Regions from separate parts of the Mus musculus genome. Here region 2 is linked to region 1. Evidence: chromatin contacts called from ENCODE Hi-C or POLR2A ChIA-PET data. All regions are on one chromosome and are shown on one strand. The core of a region is the stretch at or near the end of the contact, and the rest is flanking DNA. Distances in the headings are between cores, read along the strand shown.

The links. A loop is a pair of places that touch in the nucleus more often than their neighbours do. ChIA-PET counts read pairs that join two places held with the same protein, here RNA polymerase II (POLR2A).
Region 2: a loop to region 1 is called in a map of T-helper 17 cell, with 6 times the contacts of the local background. The contact joins the promoter of Slu7 here to the promoter of Ccng1 in region 1. A Hi-C loop is called at or near these places in 2 of 37 maps with a recorded cell type or tissue (T-helper 17 cell and v-Abl transformed pro-B cells). POLR2A ChIA-PET finds 5 or more read pairs at or near these places in 1 of 5 experiments (embryonic stem cell).

What each region holds. Positions count from the first base shown.
Region 1 is chr11:40,750,741-40,758,028 of GRCm38, forward strand. It overlaps Ccng1 (cyclin G1), which reads right to left and starts at 4,546. Exons shown (of 6, transcript NM_009831.2): 1 at 4,261-4,546; 2 at 3,068-3,328; 3 at 1,364-1,617; 4 at 700-778; 5 at 521-619; 6 at 1-319. The coding sequence starts at 3,328. The coding sequence ends at 128.
Region 2 is chr11:43,429,933-43,436,494 of GRCm38, forward strand. It overlaps Slu7 (SLU7 splicing factor homolog (S. cerevisiae)), which reads left to right and starts at 3,799. Exons shown (of 16, transcript NM_198936.1): 1 at 3,799-3,887.

The DNA of each region.
Region 1 (7,288 bases), core at 3,296-5,795:
CTTTTCCTTTATGTTTTCATCCCATATTCTTTATATTGAAGATAGTATTTCAATTCTTCAGTTGTAGCAGAAAATGATCATACTGGAAAATTTTCTGTATACAGAGAATAACAACCAGATTTATCAACTAACAAATGGTCTCAGGAATCGTTGGGAGGTGAGTTATTCTATAATAACTGTGCTTCAGTTGCCGTGCAGTGCGTCCAGACACAATCCATTTCAACTTCTGACCGTTAGGTTTGGAGCACTTGTTTGATGAATATTCAGTTAAACACTTGGAAACAAGCTCTTGCCAGAAGGTCAAATCTCGGCCACTTATCTGTACATAAATTAAAAAAAAAAGCCCCACTGTATTTATAGTAATATATTCTCATTAATATCCACATCATCCAAAGGGAACTAAGGGAGAACCATGTAAGCTTCAGATCAATACACAGCGTCTTGTTCTACTTTAGCACGTACAGTGGATACATTTCTCTTGTAGCTTGCTAATAGGACCAGTGCTATAACCTTGGCATACCTTGGAATGTTTCTGAATACATTCTACTCCTTCTGTTAACTCTACGTATTTCAGTGCTTGGATCTCCAACGCAAGGATAGATAGCGCCAGCACAGAAGGCTGAAAAGGATAAATATAAAGTAAATGTCAATGACAAAAATAGGTTTCTGTAATTAGGATTAATCATATAAAATATGTACCTTTGCCTTAGAAAATATGATCCTGCAGTGGCAGGCCTTAAGTTGGGCTTCTAGTCTTTCAAAATTCAGATCGTTTCTCCTTTAAAAAGAAAATGGGATTGATTTTATGTGGACATATCTAGTTGGCAGTTTTAAAAATGTATTGAAGGTAGTTTTTAAAATAAAACTCATACACACTATATAAAAATTATTTTAAGAAAAGGAAATTCTCTCCTATCAGTGTCAGGAACGTCTTAAACGAGTTTTAAATGATTCTGGTCAAAAACCATTTAGTGAACAGTAGTATACCACAAATACCATGATTTTATTTCAATAAAAATTCTGCATCTTTTGAATGTATTTCGATAATTTATGTTAAATGTTTATTTCCTAGGTTCTGTAGAGTAGAAACGTGCCACTTATCTGTACATAAATTAAAAAACAAAAGCCCCACTGCATTTATAGTAATATATTCTCATTAATATGTTTCTTAAGAAGGAACTTTCACTAAATGACTGGCAGGCATCTTTTCACTTCTGTTAGGCAGCAAAGTACAAGGGACCATAGGTCCTTATTTTGATCCGAATTCTATGATGAAAATCCCGATTTTATGAAACCTTCAGACAGTATCCCTTTGATTTCCAAGCTTTTTTTTTTTTTTTTGTTCGAAACAAATTTCACATACCTCTCAAATGGCAAGGTGTCGTGAACGAGTGAATAATAGAGCTGCAGAAATTGAAAGGCAGTAGTAGCTTTGACTTTCCAACACACTTTCTCCAACACAATCTTCTCCATTCTCATCAGGTCTGAAACCGTGAACCTATACTGACTTATTCGGATCAAATCAGTCGCCAGTGGGACATTCCTTTCCTCTTCAGTCGCTTTCACAGCCAAATAAAAGCAGCTCAGTCCAACACACCCAAGATGCTTCGCCTGTACCTACAAACACACCAGTGTCTTTACAGTGCTTCAGTAGGACACAGAGGGAACCTAGGACGACTCAGACCGTCATTATGAAAAGTATATCAAGACAAATCGCTACAACAGATTTGACAGGAGCCTGACAGTCTTCTGTACCCTACTTGAAACCAGTGGCTTTGGGTGGATAGGGAAGATAGTTGCTGTCTTAAGAGTTAAGCTTTGAAAGCCATATGAATATTTTGTCAGTTACTGGGAAATAACTCCGTAAACCCTTCCTTTTCTATTGCATGCAACCTGGAGCTGGAAATGCCAGATGGCTAAGGGAATTAGAATTTTTATATATGGGTAGTAATTAAGAAATACACCCTAATTCCTAATCCACAACCTAACATTCAGACTTTAACGGAGATTTAACTTTAAATCTATGATGTGAATAGATGAGTGGAAATATCCAGTCTATCAAGAAAGGTTTTGATTGGGGCTAGTGTGGTGGCTCAGTGGGAAAGGCGGCTGATGACCTGGGTTCAATCCCCAGGATCCGTATTCCTGCAGTGGTCCTCATCTCTACATAATATTGCAGCATGGGTGTGTCCATATGCACACAAACACACACAAACATACAAATATATGTAAGACAGTTTTTAAGAAATTTCTATGTTTTTGTTTTTTGTTTTTTGTTTTAATTTTTATCTTTTGAAATGGTCTCACTGTGTATCCTTGACTGTCCTGGAAGTCACTATGTCTACCTGGCTGGCCTCGAACTCACAGAAACCTGCCTGTCTTTGCCATCCGAGTGCTAGGATTAAAGGCATTTCACCAGGCCCTTAATTTTATTTTGATTATTCCTCTGTGTAAGGGAGAGTTAGCTAGGAGGGCGTGTGTCTGCCCTAGTGTATGTGTGAAGGTCAGAGGACAGATTTGGGGACTTGGTTCATTCTCTTCACTTAAGTGTTCCAGGGACAGCACTCAGACTTGACTCTCTGAGGCCTGTGTAACAAGTACTCTCTGTGTTCAGCTACTTTGCTGGCTCAAGACAGTTTGTTACATAGAGCCAGCTTTCCCGCTACTGGAGTACTACAATTAATGGCTTGATGTTAAATTACTTTCTACTTCAGTATACAACTAATAAGTGATGTTTTACAAGTCTTCATTATGGAAAGGAAGCATTGCCACATTTGAAAGTGGTTTTTGTATACCAGCCCTAATCCAGAAATTTGATGGCTTTTTTTCCTTTTTATTAATTTGATGTGTGTGTGAGTGTGTTTGGTACATTTGTGCATGTGCCAGAGGAGGCTAGAAGAGGGCCTCAGATTTCAACTGCCCACCTAGCTGTTGGAACTTAATTTAGATTTTCTGGAAGACCAACATGCACTCCTAGCTACTGAGCCATTTCTCCAGCCCTCTGCAATTTGATCTCTTAAACACATGGAGCGAAATTAAGAGCTGAGATATTGTAACATAAACATACCTTCATTTTAGACAAGAATCTGTCCAGTAAATTCACAGCTAGGGAAAATGTCTCCGTGTCAAAGCCAAAGAACTGAGTTAGACTAAGTAGATCTTTTACTTCAAAGTCCCGTAATCTTGCAGTCATTCTGAGGCCATTATCATGGGCCGACTCAATTAGTTTCAAGCCGCAGACCTTTGGCTGACATCTAGACTCCTGTTCCAACAGGGTGTTCAGCTGGTGTAGCAGTTTCTGAGAGTCAGTTGTCAGTACTTCTATCATCTATAAATAGAACAAACCCAGAAAAGAGCATAAGAACCCTGCCTGGCTATCTCTGCATTGTGGCAAAAAGTGCTTTATAGTGCATGCCCCCTCCACCCCCCACCCCATTTCCATTACGTCTAAGACGAAGACACTGCAAAGCCAAGGTCTGTAAGTATTTTTACCTTCTCCCAGTAGGTCACATTCCTAAATTGTGAGTTTGTATAGGACATAAACTATGGCTTAAAAATTTTTTTTCTCTACTTAAGCAAAGACTTCTTCATTGTCAGTACATGCCACAAATAGATACTGCCCCACATGATACACCCAAACTAAAAGTCAAATGATAGTACATACTCTGCCATATATGTTAACAACGTGAACCTTAGTTCCTTACCTATGAAGTAGAAATACGATTATTACCTACAATCTCATAGCTCATAGATTGGGTAGCTTAAAAGGAGTCACACAAACCGCTTAGCACACAGGTGCCCATTTATTTCCAGGTAATGAGCTTATTTTTACACCTGTGAAATGAGGGTGACAACATCTGTTTCTTGGAGTGGCTGTGAATAACACACGATATGACTCAGTGTGGCACGGTGCTTAGCACTCAGTGCTCCGAATAGTCTAACGCCATTTAAAAACCAAAAGAAAAAGTTAGGTGAAGCTGGGGAGTTGCATTGGTGGAAGTATGCATTACACTTCCTCTGAGTCCTGGGCACAACCTAAGCCCTGGATACAGAGGACGATTCTTCCCTGGGCAGTTTAAAGATGTGACAGGAAGGTCGTCTTGGTGAGGAACCACTAACTCAGTTCAGGGGTGCAGGTTGGGACTGGGAGGCATGACATAGGAATACCGCTCCCGCTGCGCCTCTCTCTAGGCGCAGACTAGCCCGGGCTTGCGTTCCGGAGTGCAGGGTTCTGAGATCCACCCCATAGTCCCCTCTCACCTTGACAGCCACGTCTTCACCACGGTGACCACCCACCCCGGGCCTGCTCTCAGCTCGCCCCACGTCCCCGATCCGACAGGCCTACTAAGGGGACGGACTAGGGAGTGGGGGTCAAGTGAGCAGAGGCCCGGGGAGGGGCCGGCGTCCCGGTGGAGGGTCCCTCAGCGCCCTGACCAAGTACTGCCTTCCTCGGGGTCAGCGCGCAGCGAAGGACTGCGCCGGGCAGTGGGGGAACAAGCTGGAGACCTGGCTCTCTAGCTGGGACGCATCTACGTCGCTGATTGGTGTGGTTCTTTTGATGGATGGTCTCTGAGGAAGCTCGGCCAATCAGCGCACACTTCCCGTTGTCCAGACTTCAATTCTCCTCCCCTTTCGAGCCACGCCCGACTCTCGCAGCCTCTCTCATTGGAGCATTTCCGAACTGTCCTTCCTTAAGCTGCGGAACTGAGTGTTCAGTGCCAAGGCTTGCCCGGGCAGGTCTGGCCTCTATTAGCCAGATTGGTCTGGGTAGCGGACCAGAATGTACTGTGAGGGTTTTTGTTTTGCATTGTTTTGGTTTTTGCTTTTTTCCTTTTGTTGTTGTTCACTGCAGCTCAGTCCCCTCTTTCTAAAAACACAATGGCAAGTTAAAAAAAAAAAATGCTTTCGTTCTCTTTACAGATAATGAGATGGTAGGCTTCTCTATAGTGTTCTCTATAGGCTTCTCTAGAGTGTTCTCTCTGAGTTTTAGGAATCAGTTCATCGTTATCTTATTTTGTTTCTTGCAAAACTTCTCAGATGTTACAATGATGTCAGAGTATGTAGTTTCTTGGTCCTCTGCTAATTTTCTGAATTTGTTCTTGTAGCACCCTCATACTATCATCAGTGACTTAAAATGCCATATGTCTGGCAGAAAACAGCAAAGAACAGTGCCTGGAAAACCCCATCTGCAGTGAGCCGAATCTCAGGCTTCAGAATAGGGTGTGAAGGAACATTATTCTTACAAAATTAATCTCTATAAGCCTCTTCTCTACCAGGTTAACGGAAAAATAATTATCCTGAACTCTTGCTGGACTCCTTTCGGGGGTAGCGGGGAAGGGCATGTCCTCAGGAGCAATGCACAGAGAGTAGGTTCTCAGCTCGCATGGCTGCAGTGGGGGTGAGGGTGAGGAGTTGGGGTGGTGACGGTGGTGTTCAGGATTTTGTCCATTCCAGTACATCTCATGAAAATAAGAAAGAGCCAAGCCGGCTGGCCGTCCATAACGGTCATTAACTAGATACAAGTGATGTTTTATTTGAGACAGGGTCTTTATGTAGTCCAAGCTGTCCTGGAACTCCTTAGCTATGTAAACTAGGCTGGTCTTGAACTTAGAGATCCACCTGCCTCTGACTCTCCTAGTGCTGGGATTAAAAACATGCACCATCATGCCTGGCCTTTTCTCTTTAATTAAAAAAAAAGTTTTAGATTTTAAAATTATATCTGGGGGTGTTGGTGAAGTGGGGAATGTATGGCACAGGAATGTGGCTACCCTCAGAGACCAGAGATGTTGGATCTGGCATTTCAGGCAGTTAGCTGTGAGTTGACCAAGGAACAGTATTCATTTGGATCCCTGGTTCTGTAAATCTACAAAACCAGTAATTTATAAGTGCTCTGTGGTGGTGTGAATAAAAATAGCCCCCATAAGTTCATAGAGAGTGGCACTATTAGAAGGTGTGGCTTTGTCGGAGAAAGTGCTTCAGTAGCAATTGGCTTTGAGATCTCTGAAGCTCAAAATCAGACCTACTGGCTCATTTGCTCTTCCTGCTGCCTGTGAATCCAGAGGCAGAGCTCTCAGCTCCTTCTCCAGAACCATGTCTGCCTGCCACGCTTCCTGCCATGACAATAATGGACTAAACCTCTGAAACTGTAAGCCAGCCCCAGTGAAATGTTTTCCTTTATAACAGCTGCTGTGATGATTGTGTCTGTTCACAGCAATAAAATCCCAACTTAAGACATGCTCTAGTGAGCCATCTCTCTCCTCCCATTTTTTTTTTTTTTTCAATTTGGGTTTCTATCTTGGCTGCTCAAAAATAGGCAGGAGAAATGTCTTAATCCTATATAAGTGGGAAGATTAAGTGCTGGGAAGCATGTGGTAAATGGTAGCCTTTTATGATTAACTGTGTTCTTAAGTGCTTTATGTAAATAGTTGGTTCTGTTTATTCTTTTATCGGTTTTCTTAACTTTGAAGGAAGCTTAAAGAGTGTTAATGCTAATAAGAATTTTCAAATGACTTTTGTTACCTTCTACGTCTTATGTTTAAAATTCCTGTTGAGAATTTGTTGGCAGTACATTATGTGTTAAAAAATATTTTCTCTTAGGATCCTGTGTTTTCTTTTTTAATTCTCAATTCTTTATATGAAAATTATTTTACTGACACGTTTAAGAAACAAATATAATAGGCAGTCTTTGCTTATTTCTCCTTTTCTATTTCAATTAAAATACACTTTACTTTCATTTTTAATTATTTATATATTTGTGTGTATGTATGGGTGTTTGTGCAATGCCCTAGGAAATGGGGAGGAGAATGTTAGAGCTCTGCAGTTGCAACCCGGGTGCTCTAAACTTTGGAGCTGTCTTTCTGGCCTCTGCTGTCGCGTGTGTGTGTGTGTGTGTGTGTGTGTTCTGGTCTTATGAACACAGTCACAAATACTGTAACTTTCTGACTGCAATGGACATGTCATGTCCAGAAGATAGCGTTTGATGGCACCATGCCCCTTCAGCTCTGAAAGCCTTTCCATCCTCTCCTAGTATTCCTAGGCCTTGGAGGGGTTGTTACAGAAGTCCTGCTCAGAGCTGAGCACTCTATACTTGCTTACTCTCAATACCTTGATCAGTTATAAATTTCTGCTTTAAATAGCGACTATCCTGGTAAGAGACTTTTCTGACCAAGGCTGAGAGAAGTTCTAGTCTATGACACAGTACTGTAACTTTGATTCTATAATATTGGAATAGAGAGCATCTTTTGAGTAATTTAAAAGAGGTGCAGAATTTAAAACAAGCAAATATCTA
Region 2 (6,562 bases), core at 2,549-5,048, 2.7 Mb after region 1:
TGGATGGTTTTGTTCATTTCCTTTGCCTGTTTGATTGTGTTTTCCTGTAATTCTTTAAGGATTTTTGTGTTTCCTCTTTAAGGGCTTCTACCTGTTTACCTGTGTTCTCCTGTACTTCTTTAACGGAGTTATTTATGTCCTTCTTAAAGTCCTCTATCATCATCATGAGAAGTGATTTTAGATCCGAACCTTGCTTTTCTGGTGTGATGGTGTATCCACAACATTCTATGGTGGGAGAATTGGATTCTGATGTTGCCAAGTAACCTTGGTTTCTGTTGCCTATGTTCTTATGCTTACCTCCCATCATCTGATTATCTCTAGTGCTACCTGCCCTCGACATATCTGACTGAAGCCTGTCATTCCTGTGATCCTGGTTGTGTCAGAACTCCTCAAAGTTTAGCTGTCTCTATGATCCTGTGATTCTGGGATCCTGGGATCCCGAGATCCTGGGTGTGTCACAGCTCCAGGGAGTTAAGCTGCCTCTGGGACCCTGAGATCCTGGTGTAACCAAGCTCCTGGAATCCTGTGATCCTGGACATGTTAGAGTGCCTGGGAGTGGAACTTCCTCTGGGTGTTGTGGAACTAGATGAGGAGTTCTCCCCCAAGGGCTTCTCAGGACACCGGCCCAGACTGGAAGGCAAGAAAGCTTCCTATTAGCAATAAAATAGCAAAACTTTATATTGCTAGTCAAATCCTGCATCTCATTCTCTGTGATTCTTCCTCTTATTCTAGACACAAAGGGGCACCTTTGTTTCCTCAGCACCAACAGATTCTGCTTAGCTTCGGGATCTTTGCATAATTCTATCCAAAGAGGTTCTTCAAAATGAAGAAGCCAGACATAGTGACACACACCTTTAATCTCAACAACTTGGGACACTGAGTCAAAAGGATGTCTGTGAGTTTGAGGCCAGACAGGTTTACATATTGAGTTCATGTAGCTATACAAGACCACATGGTGAGATCTTATCTCCAAAAGAAAAAGAAGGAAATGTTCAAAGAGAAGTAGCGGATATAAATCTTGGTTTTGTTAAGTGGCATAGGCAAACATTTTGGTGCTGATAAAATTTAAGAAATGTATACTTATTTTGAAAAGTTTCATATATATGTACATATACATATACATAGAAAGAAATAGGTAACACTATAAAATGCATGACTGCTTTTTACATTTATAATCAAGGCTAAAGCCCAGTTGATAGAGCACTTAGCTAGCATGCTGAAGAAGCATAAATCCAGTAAGATGGCAGACAGGAGGATCAGAAGTTCAAAGTCCTTCTGTGCCACGTAGACTTCAAGGCCAGCCTGAGAGAGCGGAGAGAGGAGGAGAGGACAGGGGACATGATCTCTACCTCTAAGAAAGGAATTATGATCAGACTTATGTCAAAACACATGTTTTTCCAGAGAGACTTTTTGGGCATGATATTCTTAAGCAGTCTTCTGAGGGCTGAGTATATGGCTGCATGGTCGTGTTTGCCCAACATAAGGAAGGCCCTAACCAGGGTGGGGGAGATATTTAGAAACTCAAAAGAAGAAAGTAGCAAGACTGTTTTCCTAATGTCAACTAGATGACTGTTCATCCAGAGAATAAAGGAATCAAATCTAAATTTAAAGGGAGAGAAAACATTTGAGGAATGGCTTTACAGACATCAGTCTGCAGCCGAGGGAAATGAGCACGCAATTGTCTACTTTCAACTAAAAAGGGGGTTGGGAGAAACCTATAAAGTGAGATGGGGAAACAGCCAATACTGGGTTTAAACACTCGCAGTAGAGTAGAATCAAAAATTAGGAAGAGCAGTAATCTGGGTAGATGCAAGAGCAGTTTGATGTGTGTAACTCCTTTACAGTTGGGGTGAGAGCTATTCCCTACACAGACATCACATCAGACTGGGGTCTGTCTTCCTACACTTCCTTAAATCTGTTTGTGCGCAAAGGGATGTTCCTAGTAAATATGTAACTCAAGCTTCCTTTAAATTCATTCAACAAATATTTACTGAGTGTTATGCTAATCATCAAAAGAAAGAGCCTAACTCTGGGAGTTGAAGAATAAAAACAACACACGGGGCCCCGCACGCATGGACACAAGCACACACACAGCACTTACACTTTTACTGTCCCTTCTATTCCCTGTTCCTTTTATCCCCTCAACCTGTTATTTTCTCTTTGCATCTACTTCTGAATTAAACCACCAGCACACAAAAGTCTTGCTTTCAAAAATAAATCTATATACATTCCCACAGCTTCCACGTGAACATTGTCTAATTCCTTGAGAGGTTTTCTTCCCCTCTCACCAACAGGAAACATTGCTTTTCCCCAGTCCACTGCAAGTGTAAATAATATCACCATCCTGTCTTTAAAAGGACATGTTTTTCTGAGTGATGGTGTTCCCAGGCCAGCTTTGTGATCCCCACTTGTTACTGGGAAATAATGTACCTGGTTGGTAAACTTATAATAGAGTCCTCAGCTAATACAAGTCTCTCCTAATTTAGCTTTACAGAAAGCGTTCATCCAAAGATAATCCCTGCCTTCTTGGTCCCTCTCTCAAGCCTTGCGCTCTGAGTCCGCAGGACTCTGCTCTGCCTTTAGCTGCCTTGAAAAATCAAAATTATTTTTACATTCTTAACCCACTTCAAGTTCCTTTTTTAAAAAGTCTACTACTTTGGGCTGTTTGACTGAGGTGGTGGGGACGTTAGCTATAGTCCTGTATATCTGAAGAGCACTTCACGTAGGGGAAGTATAAATAACCACAAGACAGCATAAAGAAAAATGGCCAAGCAATGGCTCAGTAGTCAATACAGGTCATTCTTGCAGAAGCCCCCGGTTTGGTACTCATTCTGGTTCACAGACATATATCTGCATTTCCAGTCACAGATGATCTAACGCCAATGATGTGCAAACTCACACACAAAAAACATAAGGCTTTTTTTTTTTTTTTCCTGAGACAGGGTTTCTCTGTGTAGCCCTGGCTGTCCTGGAACTCACTCTGTAGACCAGGCTGGCCTCGAACTCAGAAATCTGCCTGCCTCTGCCTCCCAAGTGCTAGGATTAAAGGCATGTGACACCACTGCCTGGCATAAGGCTTTTTTTTTTTTTTTTTTTAAGAAAAATAAATTCACCAAAGTCGCCTATTTTCCAGGAGTTTGTTTTTTATGGGGATGTTTGTTTGTTTGTTTGTTTGAAAAAGGGTCTTCCTATGTCACTGGCCAGGACCTCAAAGATATGCCTATCTCTGCTAGGATTAAAGGTGTGTGCCATTACGCCGACCTTTGCAGCATTTTCAATAATCATTTTTGCTAAGATTCTGTGCTGTAGGCTGGCAAGATGGCTCAACAGGTAAGAGCACTCACTGACTGTTCTTCTGAAGGTCCTGAGTTCAAAACCCAGCAACCACATGGTGGCTCACAACCATCTGTAGTGGAATCTGATGCCCTCTTCTGGTGTGTCTGAAGAGAGCTACAGTGTACTTATATATCTTTGGGTGGGAGCAAGCAGAGACTGACTGGGCGAGCGGGGTTGACCGGAGCGAGCAGGGGTCCTAAAAAAATTCAATTCCCGACAACCACATGAAGGCTCACAACCATCTGTACAGCTATAGATTATCCATATACATAAATAAATCTTTAAAAAAAAAAAAAAAAAAAAAAAAAAAAAAGATTCTGTGCTGTTCCAGAAAGAAAGCTGCACTGCCATCACTTCGCCTTTCTGGGTCAAAAAAAAAAAAAAAAAAAAAAAAAAAAAAAAAAAAGAGCCAAGCGCTTGCAAATGCGCATGTGCCGATCTCCCGGAAGTTATCTCTGCGCAGCCGGAAGAAGGCAGGGAACCCGGAAGTAAACATTGCCGAGTCGCTTCGTTTCTGGCGGATGGTTTTGAGTGGTCTGCGGCGCGACTGGGTAAGTTGGGGTTCTGAGATTGAGCAGACGAACTGGGGACCTCGGGGAGCGGGTATCCCCTGCAGTGAGTCCTCGCGGTGATGAGCCGTCGTGGAACGGCGGACCCGGGTGGAGACTGTGGCCCAGGACGCAGGCGCCGCCCTCGCGTTCAGCCGGACCGAGGCTGACTCCTCAAGGAAAAGCCCTGGTCACTGTAAGCCGGACATCCTGAGCAGCCCGTACCGAAGCTGAGCCCTCTGTCCCCAAAAGAGTTCCTTTGAGGTTCAGTTTTTTCCGTTAGGTGGAGATGATCTTATTTTGTGAGGGTCAAATTAGAATGTCCGTATTGCATCAGTGAGTGGGAGCTGTTAAAGTTCTAACTCGGAGAGAGCCGGACCCTCTGCAGAGCAGTGGAACCTAATGACAAAACACTTCAGTCCCTCTTAATCTTGAATGTGACAGGCCTGCACTCCAGTGTCTGTGGTTTGTAACAGGGGTTGAAAGACCAACTAAAGTCAGGCTTGGGTTTGCGATCTGTCGTCTCTCACTAATGTCTTGTTATCTGAAGGTGTTAACCCCCCCCCCCCCGCCCCAAACTTGTTTCCTCACCATAAAATAGGGTGGTTGTAAAGATTTGGTGACGGTCTGCATGGTAAATTAAAGAAATGGTAACTGTTAAAATGAAGATGATTAAATCTGTGCTTCTAGTATATACTACCACGGATTTCTAACACTTCTGTTTTTATTTTTAAGTCTATTTTATTTTAATTATGTGTATAAGTAGGTAGGTGGGTTTGCCCTTGTAAGAACGTGTGTAGTCTTCTTGGAATCCCTGTAGCTGGAGTTAGGGACAGTTGTGAGCCACCTGACATAGATGCTGAGAACTGAGTTAGGGTTGTCTACAGGAGCAGTAGGTGAACCGTCTCACCTGCCCCATACACAGACCTCTATGGTGGCATATGCCTATAAAGCCAGAACTCGGGAGATGGAGGCAGACACAATTTCACAGGAAAGTCATGGAGTTTAAGGAATGCTGTGGATAAATACTTAGTGTTCTGGGTGTGGATGTCATGTACACAGTTGGTTGTGTAGATTTGAAGATCAAATGAAAAGTCTAGGGCAGAGAGATAGTATGGAACCCCAGTAGTGGGATACTGTTCCTCCTGAATCTTGGCAACTGGTATTGTTTAGAGTGGTGAGTGAGGCTCTTGCTGCTCTGTAAGGAATCAGCCTCTAAATAAACGTGTGCAAATAGATGAGCCTGCAGAGAAGTCGAGAACAGGAGAGGTGTTCACGGAAAACCAGTAACATGTTATAGAAGCCAAAGAATGAGAATCTCTGACAAAAGAAGGCATGGAATGGTCGGGAATGGAAATGAAGTCAGTGACCAGAGCAGAGGAGTGCAAAGCAGAGGTATAAAAATAGGCACACTATGAATATGGGTGATTTTGTGGTGTGTGTTTGTGTGTGTGTGTGAGAGAGAGAGAGAGGCAGAGACAGAGAGAACTAGATATGCTAGGCATCCCTGAATGTAGACAGACCCATCTCTATTTTTTTCTAACAAGGTCTCATGTCTTGAACTCTCTATATATCCAAGGGTGACCTTGGTCTTCTGATCCTATATTCACATCGAGATTGCTGGATATCAAGTATGCACCACCAGGCCTAGTTTTTGTTGCACTGGCAATCAAACTTCTGCTAGGCAAACGCTCTATCAACTGAGGCTTCATCCCCAGCCCTGAACTTTGGTAATTGTTAAGGCATTGGGCCTTCAAGGGGAACAGTGATGTGCTCTGGTTTTTTTAGGTTTTTGGGGTTTTTTTGTTTGTTTGTTTGTTTGTTTTCCTATGGAAGATAAGTTTGAGACATGCAGGAGGGCTAATTTAGGAACATCTGTATGAAAGTCTTTGAATTTTTTTTAAAGATTTATTTATTGTTATTTGTAAGTACACTGTAGCTGTCTTCAGACACACCAAAAGAGGGCATCAGATCTCATTACACATGGTTGTAATGCTGGGATTTGAACTCAGGACCTTTGGAAGAATAGCCAGTGTTCTTAACCACTGAGCCGTCTCTCCAGCTCCTTAAAATTTTATATACATGGCTTTCTCTGCTTACAAATTGGAGTGTTGAGAGAATTGGCGCTAAGAATACGTAAAGACTTTTTTTCATTTTGAGACAAGGTCTCACTATATAGCCATGGCTAGCTGTGGATTCAATATGTAGACCAACCTAGTTCCAGACTAGCCTCCAACTCCAGAATATCCACATCCCTCTGCTCTCCAGGTGCTAGGATTAGGTTGTATATTACAGTGCCCAGTTTGTAAAGCCTTTTGAGTAAGGGAAACCGTTAGAACCAGTGAGATGGCTCAGCGGGTAAAGGCACTTGCTGCTGACCTGATGACCTGAGTTTGATCCCTGGGACCCACGTGGTGACTGGGGGAGAACCAACTCCTACAAGTTGATCTCTGACCTCTGTAGTGATAATTTTGGAGTTCTGGTTTCTTTTAAAAACATAGAAATATTATAAGAATATGTTATCATTTTAATCCCAGGTGGGGCTGCTTCGGACTGTTGCAGTAGCTGACTGTGATTTGCTTCATGCCCTAGCAGAGGCTTTGCCAGCAACTGCAGGTAGTTGCTGTGTTCATGTGACATTTGGAATTCTGGGGACTTGGACTTAGAGGGTAAATAAA